2 separate regions of the Homo sapiens genome follow, and region 2 is linked to region 1. Evidence: chromatin loops called from intact Hi-C (ENCODE). Cell type or tissue: GM12878. All regions are shown on one strand. Links, peaks and the distances in the headings refer to the core of each region. The heading gives the core; the rest is flanking DNA.

Region 1 (5,377 bases), core at 84-5,083:
ACATTGATCTGTTTTTCCTGCTTATCCGCCTCCACTCTGGTCACCTGAGTCACCATCACTTCATCATCCAAATCCACTCTTGCCTCACAATGAAGTCCCAGATCTTCTACGTGGACCAGAAGGGTCTCTGTGTCATGGTTTCTTTCTTTTCCAGCTTCACCTTTTTTACCCTTCCCTCTGGTTCTCTGCTCCAACCTGGCATGCATGGCTTCCCAAACTTTCTGAAATAGGCCATTCCCCTCTCGCTCCCTCTCTTTCTTGGCTCTGCCTTGAAAAGTCACAGTTTCACCCAGATCAGTGATTCCCAAACATGGGTGATTTTACCACCACCCCACCACCCAGGGAATACTTGGCCATTTCCAGAGACATTTTTTGGTTGTCACAAGTGGCATGTAGTGAGAAGAGGCTAGGGGAGCTGCTAAGCATCCTGCAAGGCTCAAGACATCCTCATGTAACAAAAAATCATCTAGTCCAAAATGTCAATAGTGCTGAGGCTGAGAAATACCCAATCTTTAGATCCCAGCTATAATGCTACTTCTTCCAAGAAGGCCTCCCATTATACTTTAGATCAAGGTAAGGCCCCTCCTGCCTGGGTATGCTCCTTCTCTACCTTTGTCCTTCATAGCAGTTAGCCCACATGTGAATATTTGAGATAACATGACCTCTGCCCTCCCTGCCCATCTGTTAGCCCCAGGTGGGTGGGGGGGCGGGTGTCAGCTCATCAGCTGATCCCACTGCCCCGCCCAGTGCCCAGCAGTTAGGCATCAATTTTTGCTTGTTAGCTTTGGAACACAGCAGAAGGGAGTTTCCACAGATGACCTCTCTTTCTCCCCAGGGGCTGTGTGGGTTTCCGATGGCTTCAAATGCATCCCCACAGACACCCCAGAGGTCAAGTGCACAGTCTTGGAAGCCTGACAGAAGTGGGCTGATATCCTAATTCTACCCCCTTCCAGCTGGGTGACCTTCAGCAAGTTACTTCATTTCTCTGGAACTCAGTTTCATCATCTATAAAAGAAGGATAAAAATAGAACCTGTTTCATGGAGTTGATGTGAGGATTAAAAGACATAGTGTATGTGAAGTATTTAGCACCTCTGACACCAGAGAAGGGATTAATAACCATGAGGAGGACACACTGTGGGGCGATGCCACTTATCCTGAGGTCCACTGCAACCCCAGGTCCTGGCTAATGGCTACAGGGATGGGGAAGGAGCAATCAGGAGGCAGCCAGTCCACGTCGTCTTAACTTCCTCAGCCCTCACACGTGCCTGCTGTCATCCCATCTTACCTATCCCATGGGCTTACTAGATGTACCAGTAGCCACCCACCCAAAGCAGAGAGGTGCCTAAAAATCACCTGCAGGTAGCGCTGAGGCCAGCCTCCAGCCTGGCTGTCACCCCCTCCACCCCTGGATTCCCTTAAGAGTCCTGGCCTGGGCCGGGTGTAGTGGCTCACTCCTGTAATCCCAGCACTTTGGGAGGCTGAGGCAGGCAGATCACCAGAGGTCAGGAGTTCGAGACCAGCCTGACCAATATGGTGAAACCCCGTCTCTATTAAAACTACAAAAATTAGCTAGGCATGGTGGCGGGCATCTGTAGTAGTCCCAGCTACTTGGGAGGCTGAGACGGGAGAATTGCTTGAACCCAGGAGGCAGAGGTTGCAGTGAGCCGAGATCGCACCACTGCACTCCAGCCTAGGCAATAGAGCGTGACTCCATTTAAAAAAAAAAAAAAAAAGAGTCCTGGCCTAGCACCCCAACTTCTTATCCAGATTCTACCTCTTGGCCCAGCTATTTCTCCATCTTTCTGGGCCCTGTCTGTGGTGTCAGCTGAGGCTCCACACCCTATAACCAGCCTAGCCCTGCCTCCCTTGCCTCCCCCAAAGTCTGAACCCTGGTCCACAGCCAGGTATGCCAGTTCCCACCGGATCTGCAGGGGAACTAGAAATATTTTTACCAAATAAGTGCCAGAAATTGATTGCTGTGGTTCCTTTAACCCTTTGTGGGAAGGGGGAGGCTTCCCCATTTCCAGGCCTCTTTGCTTCCCCTGCCCCTGTCACCACCATTTTATGCATTCAAAAACTGTTATTTTATTTTATTTTTATTTTTATTTGTTAAATGGTCCTTTTCCTAGACTGCCAGGGTCAGCAAACAGAAGTGTCTGTTCAAAGAGGGAGGGCTGGACGGGAAGAGGGCTGCTAGGCCCGGTCAGAGAGGACTTCAGGCAGGGAGCGTGGAAGCTGTGGACAGGACAGCTTTTAGCTCTGGGAGCAGGTGCTGGAGCCAAGTCACACACAGGTAGCAGTCAGTGAGGTTCACATCCAGGAACCTTTTTACAGAAACCCCTCTCTCTCTCTGTACAGCTGTATAAGCACCAGCACAGGCTCCGACAACATGCAGGTGAGGAAGGGGACAGAAGGGCCTAAGATCCCACCATGGAGAGAGAGGGAGGAGAGGGGAGGGGGGCTTGTAGCATCAGCTTATCAGAAGGACCCCCTGGTGCACCAGAAGATTGTAGTCCTGGGTGAACAAGAGCTGCCCTCGGGGGTTAGCAGCCTGTTGCTTCTGTTGACTTGGCTTTCTGCCCTGCAGCCAGTGAAACCTGACAGGTCAGTTTCTAGATCTGGGCTGATTCTCTTTCACTTCCTGGTTCTCATACCTTCATCTTGACAGTCTGTGTATTTCTCCTCATTCTGTGAAAGAATGGAGTTTTTTGGTCCTAAATGCTCAAAAAAAATCTGGTCTCTTAAAAAATCTCAGCAATTCTGATACCTGGGAAGTTATTTAAGGGGTCAGAATGACTGACGTTAGACCCCTGAAGATTGAAATCAGTGACTTGTCTCTATCCTGAGGTGTCTTCTGTCAGTGTGGAAAAGTCTGGGCACAAAGAAGGAACAGAGCATCAGCATTCTCCCCCAGCCACCCAGCCGGGTTGTGAACAGAAGCACCAGTTTTGCCTCCTAAGTCTCTGTTTTTATTTGCTTTGAAGAAGCAGACAGGTGCCTTTTTCCTGTCTCTTTTTTTGTACTCCCTCCGAAGTATGCAACATACTTTGCCGTTGGTCAATGCCTACTAGATATTTGAGTGGTTAAATGGAGGCGAGGTGGCTCAGCAGGGTTGGGATTAGAGGGAGGTGCCTAGGGCACGAAATTTCAATCATTCTTCAAGGCCATTTAGTCATCCTCCAGGCGTGTCATCACTCTAGTCCCAGCCCTGTGGCTCCCTGTGGCTCAGGGCTGGTAAGGGAAAGCTCAAAGGGACATGGTTTACTCAAAGATGGCTGTTTGTGGGATGGGGAAGCTCTCCACCATGAGACCTGCCTGCCATAGCTTCCTCTTGCCTGGGACACCTAGGTCTCTCATGTCCAGACATGTGGCTTGTATGAGCTGGTCACTAGCCTACCAGAAAGCCCCCTCTCTCAGGAACTGCAGAGACAAATATACATGAAAGGGAACTTGAGGGAAGTCAGAGGCAGATGTTACTGGTACAAGACTAAAAAGAATTCTAAGAATGTTAACTAACATTTTTTTCATGCTTGCTATGTGCCAAGCCCACATTAAGTACTTTATGGCCATTATTTTATATAATCCCTCCAACAACTAGATTAGGAAGGACTTGGATTCTGGAGCCAGACAGCTTCAGCTTAAATCCCATCTTTGTCTCTTTCACGTTGTGTGGACTTGGGAAATTTCTTCAGCTCTCTGGGCCTCAGCTTCCTCACCTATAAAATTGAAACAGTAATAGTACCCACATTGGAGTATTCTGAGGATTATATCAGTAATACATGTAAAACAATGAGACCAGCATCTGTACAAGGTAAGCACTCAACAAATATTGGCCATGATGGTGATGATGATGATGAAGATGATGATGAAGAGATGATGATTGCCTCTGGTAGCTTATTCCTAAGGCTGCCTACAACAAAGTCCCACAAACTGGGTGACTTGAGATAATAGAAATGTATGATCTCACAGTTCCAGGGGCTAGGAGTCCAAGATCCAGGTGCTGGTGGGTTGTTATTCTGAAAGATGTGAGGAAGAATCTGTTCCATGCCTCTCTGTGAGGTTCTGGTAGCCTCAGGCATTCCTTGGCTTATGGATGGCTCTCTTCTCCCCATGTTTTATCATGTCGTCTTTCCTCTGTGTGTGTCTGTCTTTGTGTACATATTTCCCCTTTTTATAAGGATACCAGTCACACTGGATTAGGCCCTACTGTAATGACCTCAACTTGATCACCTCTGTAAAGATCCTGTCTCCAAATAAGGTCACATTCTTGTGTACTGCAGGTTAGGACTTCAACATATCTTTTGGTGGTGGAAGGGTGGGCATAATTCAACCCATAATACAAGGTTAAGTGACTTGCTCAAGCCTTGTTAACATGGCTTTTTAGTGATGAAACTGGTCAGGGAGGCTAGGATTATTGGAAGACAAATCCCAAGATGTAAACCCCAGTGGAAAACCCCAACCCTGCTAAACCTCTGGAGAGAAGCAACTCAAGGGAAACATGCAGAGCTGGCCACTGTTGTGCTGATGGCATTTTCCCTCCCTTCCTCCATAGCCTGCCTGCTCCAGGCTGAGCTGGTAAACTATGAACGAGTCAAGGAATATTGCCTCAAAGTCTTGAAGAAGGAAGGGGAGAACTTCAAGGCCCTTTACCGGTCTGGTGTGGCCTTCTACCACCTTGGGGACTATGACAAAGCACTCTACTACCTGAAAGAAGCAAGGACCCAACAACCAACAGGTAAGGCGGAAATAGCTGTTTTCTTACTTCCTCCCTGCTCTGGTGGCTCCTGGGACCTTCTCATTTCAGCAGTTTTCTTGGCTAGGAGGGCCAGGCAGGGACAGAGATGGCAAAATTAGGGATCAGATATATATGATAAGACCTAAGAGGAGCACACAGCCCATGCATTTGCCTAGGGTTTGAGTTCCAGGGAGCACAGGCCCCTCTTCTCTTCAAATAGAGTATAGAATTCCTCATCTTTTTCAACTCAGAATCCAGCTCTCTTCACTTATTCAACAAATATATATATATTGAATTCATACTATGTGCCAAGATTTGTGCTAAGCACCAAGGGAATCAATGAAAAGACACTGCCGCTACCCATGAGGCGCTCACATCTGGTTGATGACACAGAATACAAACAGGCAAATTTGATGCTAAGCCCAGCACCTTTCAGGAAGCATGCTCTGACTTCTCCAGTCAGATGCTATTCCTTAGGACATGTGTTATCTATAGCATTCACTTAGATCATATCCACCAGTCATTCATTCATTCATTCCACAGATATTTATTGAGGGGGTACAATATTGCTAGGTATATAGTAGTGAACAAAAGAAAGTTGTTGCCTTCAAAGAGCTTATATTATAATGGCTCACTGTCTA
Region 2 (5,377 bases), core at 146-5,145, 220 kb after region 1:
CGAGATTGTGCCACTGCACTCCAGCCTGGCGACAGAGTGACACTCTGTCTCAAAAAAGAAAAAAGAAAAAAAAAATCAGATGCTCTCTGTTCTCAGAGACCTTATAGTGTAAAAGGGGAGAAAAAATATGTATACAATTAACTACGGCAAAATGTAGAAAACTGTTAGGTGTCACTAGATACAGTGCCACAGTAGATCAATGAAAGGAAGAGACCATTTCCAGCTGGGAAGGTTAGGGCCATTTTTTGTAAAGAAGATGGATTTTATGCTAGATCTTGGATGATCCTGAACTAGCACAGAGGAAATGAGCATTCCTGGCAGAGAAGAGCAGGAGAAAAGGCCGAGCAGAAAATCACAGAGAAAGGATGGGAAACAATTGGCTGGAAAATAAGGTTGGAACTTGAAAGGGTCAGTGAGGCCAGATAGTAATAGGATATAATTCCAGGTCGAGATCTTAGTCTGTGGGCAGTAGGTTGGGTTTTGAGTCAGGTATGAGCTGAGCAATAGAATGTGGTTTTGAAAGAAAGGAAGAGTATTCAAGACAGAGCACAGCAGGAGCAGATAGAAGAACCCAGGTGGCTGGTTTCTCTGACACAGGCAGGAAACATTCTTCTGCAATGGTGAGCCAGGCTGGATGATAGGGGAGACTCTACTTATGAGGCAGGAGGGTCTAGAATGAGGGACAGTTACCCAGAGTCTGGGAGCATCAAGCCACTCCTTCATGAGTCAGGCCCAGCAAGCTTGCTTATGAGCAGTGAGATTAGAAAACCCACGGGCAGAACCATGTGGACCGACAAGAAATAGGTGAGCGCCATATGTTTCCAGGGGCCAGACAGGTGAGCATCTGAGCAAAGACAGAAGCCAAAGCGGTGCAAACCTGGAAGGACAGGAGCAAGGCAGCTCAGGAGCTGACTGGGCAGTAGTATCGAAGGCCCAGATACAGTGTCCAGGCAAAGGGCCAAGAGCCCAGTCAAGGATGACAGCTGTATTGCGGAGATAAAGCGAAGAAAGCACAGGTTTCAGAGTCAAACAGACTCAGGTTTGAATCCAAGACTATCTTATCTGCTGTGTAAACTTGGGCAAGCCACTTAACCTCTCTGAGGCTTCTGTTTCCTTGGCTAAAAAGGAACATAATAATGTCTACCTCAAAGAGTTGTTATAAGGAGTATAAATAATATATGAAGAGTGCCTGGCACTTGGAGCACTCAATAAATGAGAGCTATTGTTATTATCAATATCACCCTCATTATTTATATTGAACTATAGAGATTGCTGTGGCTCAGGCTGAGAAATAAAGCAAGTGAGAGGAGTCTTTGCCAAGAACAGAGAAACCACCAGGAGGGGGAACGGGCCTCTGCAGAATTGATCACAAAAGCTCTCTGGCTTATGTATTACTCATTTGTCACTGTTGATTTATACATTCATTCTTATACTCAGTAATGCCAACACCATTGTCACCATTGCCATCATTCCCTCCAACAAAAATAAGAAGAACCTTAGATTTCTGTTAAAACAGTTCAACAGGCTGTGTTTTGCCCCTGGCACATCTCTTCATCTTTTCTGTGGATTGAGCTGCCATTGGTATTCAGGGATACCACCTGCCCCGAGTTGCTGACAACCATCTCCATGGTTTCTGGCCAGATCTCATTAGCTAAGTGAGGTCAAGCCCAGTGAGGTTAAATACCGACAAGGGAGAGGGTCGGGGGATACACAGATGGTTACAGGCATTGGGATGGAATGGCATGGCTGACCCAGCCTTGTGTTAGGTAGAAAACCAAGGTCACAACCTTTTGCAGTCTCTGAGGAGCTGCGTGACAACATATTTAATCAGAGGATGCCAGCCACAGTGATCCTGCAAGTTTCCAACTGATACAGTTTACCTGCTCCCTCTACATTCAATTGATGCTATTACTGCCCAATCCAATAATAAGCAACAATTTATTAAGCCCTTACTGTTTGCCAGGCTAACGACAGGCCAAAATGCAGGGCTAAAGCACTTTACATACTGTCCCATTTAATCCTCACCACAACTCTATAAAGTCAGTACTATTACCTGCTCCATTTTACCGATTAATAGAAGTTCAGAGAGGTTAAGTAACTTGTCTAAGTCCGCATAGCTAGTAAAACTGTAGAGCCAGCTTGGGAACATGGGTTTTGCTGATTCCAGATCTCCAGCTCTGCATTAAAATGCTAACTGGTGCTTCTCACACTTTAATGTGTATATAAGTCACCAGGCGATTTGTTAAAATGAAGGTTTTGATTCAGTAGATCCAGATGGGACCTGAGATGCTGCATTTCTTAGGCCACATGTATGCTGTCGGGCCGTGGGTTATAATTTGAATCACAAGAGACTTGTCTGATAGATTTGGTTCACAGTGGTTGGCAGGTTTCTCTTTGAAGGAGGTTGGGTTTTGGTCTTAGGGTTAGGCTAAGAGGCTTTAAAACCATTCAGGAAGTGTGGATTTTAGTTCTATGCTGCATACTAAATCATCATAAATTTATCCCCTTAAAACAACTCCCCATTCATTACTTTACAGGTTTTCCCCCAGAACTGGGAAGGGTGTGACTCCACTGATCTCCTCACAGGGCTAAATCAAGATGTCAGCTGGGCAGTGTTCTTATCTGGAGCTCAAGGGCCTTGTGGAAGCTCATTCTGGTTGTCACAGATTCAGTTTCTTGCGGTTGGGGGACTGAGGTCCCTGTTTCCTGGCTGGCTGTCAGCTGGGGGCCACTCTCAGTTCCTAGAAACTGCCGCATTTCTTACCACTTGGTCCTTTTATCTTCATAGTCAGCAATAGAGAATCTCCCCTTTGTTGAATTCTTCTCATGCTTCAAACCTCTTTGATTTTTTTCTGTCTTTGACCTCCAGACTCAGAGTTAAAGGGCTCGTGCTATTAGATCAAGCCCACCCAGACAATCTCCCTATCTTGGGACCTTAATTACATCTGCAAAATCCCTTCACAGCAGAATCTAGGTTGCTGTTTGATTGAGTAAGTGGGAGAAGGCTCACAGATCCCAGAGGCAGGAAACCTTAGGGGCTTAGAATTCTGCCTACCACAAAGTGTTTTGGTTTTCCTGGATGAGCTGCATTGTTGATTGATCAATGTTTTTAGAGTCATCGAAATTGAGACTATATAAGCTTTCTCATTTCTGCTTTCATTTCTACTCTCTTGCTGTAAGCCTCTCCTTTGGTATGAAATTACCAACAATGATTTCAAAATAAAAATGGACTGTCAACTTCCAGCAAATTGAGCTTAGCCCTTTTTCTCATTTATTGTATAAACTGAAAGTGTAAAACAGGAATTGATACATAGATCATTTGGGGTTTTTCACTGACTCATTAGCAATGTCCAGGAATAAGTCTCCAGATGCAGAGATGTTTATAGAAGGCAGTACTTCTTACTCAAGGAACTCTAAGTGCTCACGGATGATGTGAGCCAACAGACAGTGCCTGCACTTTGAAGAAGGAGGGTTTGTGATATCTTGACGTCAAAGATCTGACTGAAATCTTTGGAATCAAGCCCATCTTTTCTGATTTCTAGCCTATTTTCCTTCCAATGGCACTGTCCTAAGGTTGTACAGCTTAGAAAATGTTAACCCAGTATTGTTTTCTTTACTTGCATGTGAGAGAAGAGAAGTCAAAGTCAAAAGCAGGCAGCTGGAAACCTCCAGGGGAAGGGATTCCCAGGGGTCCTTTATATTCCTTTCTCCCCAAGCAAAGCAGAGAGAGAAGCAGCACACATACCCTGTGGATTCTGGGTTTGGAAAGCATAGTTGTGTTGTTCATCTGGGCTGCTATAACAAAATACTATACACTGAATGGCTCATAAACCACAGAAATGTATTTCTCACAGTTCTGGTGGCTTGGAAGTCCAAAATCAAGGTGCCAGCAGATTTTGTGTCTGGTGAGAGCCTGTTACCTGGTTCATAGATGGCTGTCTTCACATGGCAGAAGGGACAAAGGACCTCTCTGGGATCTCTTTTAAAAGGGTGCTAATCCCATACATGAGGGCTACATCTCATCGCCTCCCAAAAGTCTCACCTCCAAATACCATCATGAGGAGAATTAGGTTTCAACATATAAATCTGGGGAGGACAGACATTCAGTCTATTGCAGGGGCCAACAACAGCCCCTCATCAAGAGGTGGCGCTACGGAGGACAATATAGCTGGCCCTCCATATCCACAGGTTCTGTATATACAGACTCAACCAACTGAGGGTGAAAAACACTAAAAAAATAATAATAATACACAATAAAAATAAAAATAATACAGTGTAACACATATTTACATAGCATTTACATTGTATTAGATATTATAAGTAATCTAAAGATGATTTAAACTATGGGAGGATGTGCATAGGTTACATACAAGTACTACATCATTTTATATTAGGGACTTAAGCATCCCCCAGATTTTGGTATCCTGGAGTCCTGGAAGCAATTTCTCCCCACCCCCCACAACTAGGGATGAAGGATGACTGTACTAATGATTCTGTTTCTTTGCAATTCTCCTTAGTACCTCCAAAGCTCTAGCAAGATCATCACACAGGAAACAACATCATTTTCTTAGCCCACTCACAGCACAGAGAACAATGAAGTAATGGCTGTAGACAAATCCAAGTGTCTGTTGCAACCTCAGGGTGAGGAGAGAAAATTGGTAGTGGTGTTGCTTCCTTTAGAGCTTAAAAGGCACAGCTGAGGTGACTACCCTTCACTCCATTTTTGCTAGCATATAATAAGCTCTGCTTTGCATTTTTGCTCCCATGGCATCATTTTTGAAATATGAATCATAAAAGCAGTGCATTTCTGCTATGCCTGCTGAGACTTGCTTTATCACCCTCCTATTTCAGCGTTAATAAAATGATGCTGTCATTCCAGCTGGGAGGTATTTTGATTTTTCCAGACAGAGAGCTGGCTGATCACATTGTGAGTGTGTGTGTGTGTGCATACTTGTGTGCATGTGCCTCCCTTCTGGGGCTGAGAAGGAAATTGTCTTACCTTAATAATAGATAAATGTATTTTGATGGTAGCTGATTACTAAGTTGAGACTTTCTGTAAAATCTTCTAGCATCATGGTAATTTACTAACAGACAAAGAAAATCCCTCAATAAAGGCATCATTAGCAAAAATCCTGTGCCACTAGCTTCTAAATAGATGCGTAAAGGTAGGGTAGTAGAGACCAGGAGTAAAATAAGAAGGTTGGAGTAAATGACCTCTAAGGGCCACTTTTATTTAAAGAAAATTCCAAGCATAACATTGGAAGACCTAGAGATGATGCTAAATGCCTGAAAAGGGAGAATATAAATTTAGGAAGGTAGTAAAAATTTTCTCAATGATAAAGGAACTTATGACTATGGGTATTTGCACGTGTATGTG

Evidence for each region. Hi-C counts contacts between places; a loop is a spot of excess contacts. Peaks named below come from ENCODE experiments on the same cell type or tissue, not always from the same donor. Only the 100,000 strongest peaks of a DNase experiment are listed, where the experiment ranks them.
Region 2: a loop joins it to region 1, with 3 times the contacts of the local background. A loop is called at or near these places in 2 of 110 quality-filtered maps.

What each region holds. Positions count from the first base shown.
Region 1 is chr14:70,663,011-70,668,387 of GRCh38, forward strand. It overlaps TTC9 (tetratricopeptide repeat domain 9), which reads left to right. Exons shown (of 3, transcript NM_015351.2): 2 at 4,554-4,736. Among named protein-coding and RNA genes, the nearest start is that of TTC9, 24 kb to the left of the region's middle. RefSeq lists enhancers at 2,716-2,875, 3,373-3,873, 3,874-4,374. In GM12878, for the core only: no CTCF peak of the experiment used is centred there; DNase peaks (open chromatin) are centred at 831, 2,621 and 3,313; H3K4me3 peaks cover 884 bases; H3K27ac peaks cover 5,000 bases.
Region 2 is chr14:70,884,173-70,889,549 of GRCh38, forward strand. No RefSeq gene overlaps it. Among named protein-coding and RNA genes, the nearest start is that of PCNX1, 21 kb to the right of the region's middle. RefSeq lists an enhancer at 3,132-3,441. In GM12878, for the core only: no CTCF peak of the experiment used is centred there; DNase peaks (open chromatin) are centred at 2,599 and 3,329; H3K4me3 peaks cover 1,938 bases; H3K27ac peaks cover 2,608 bases.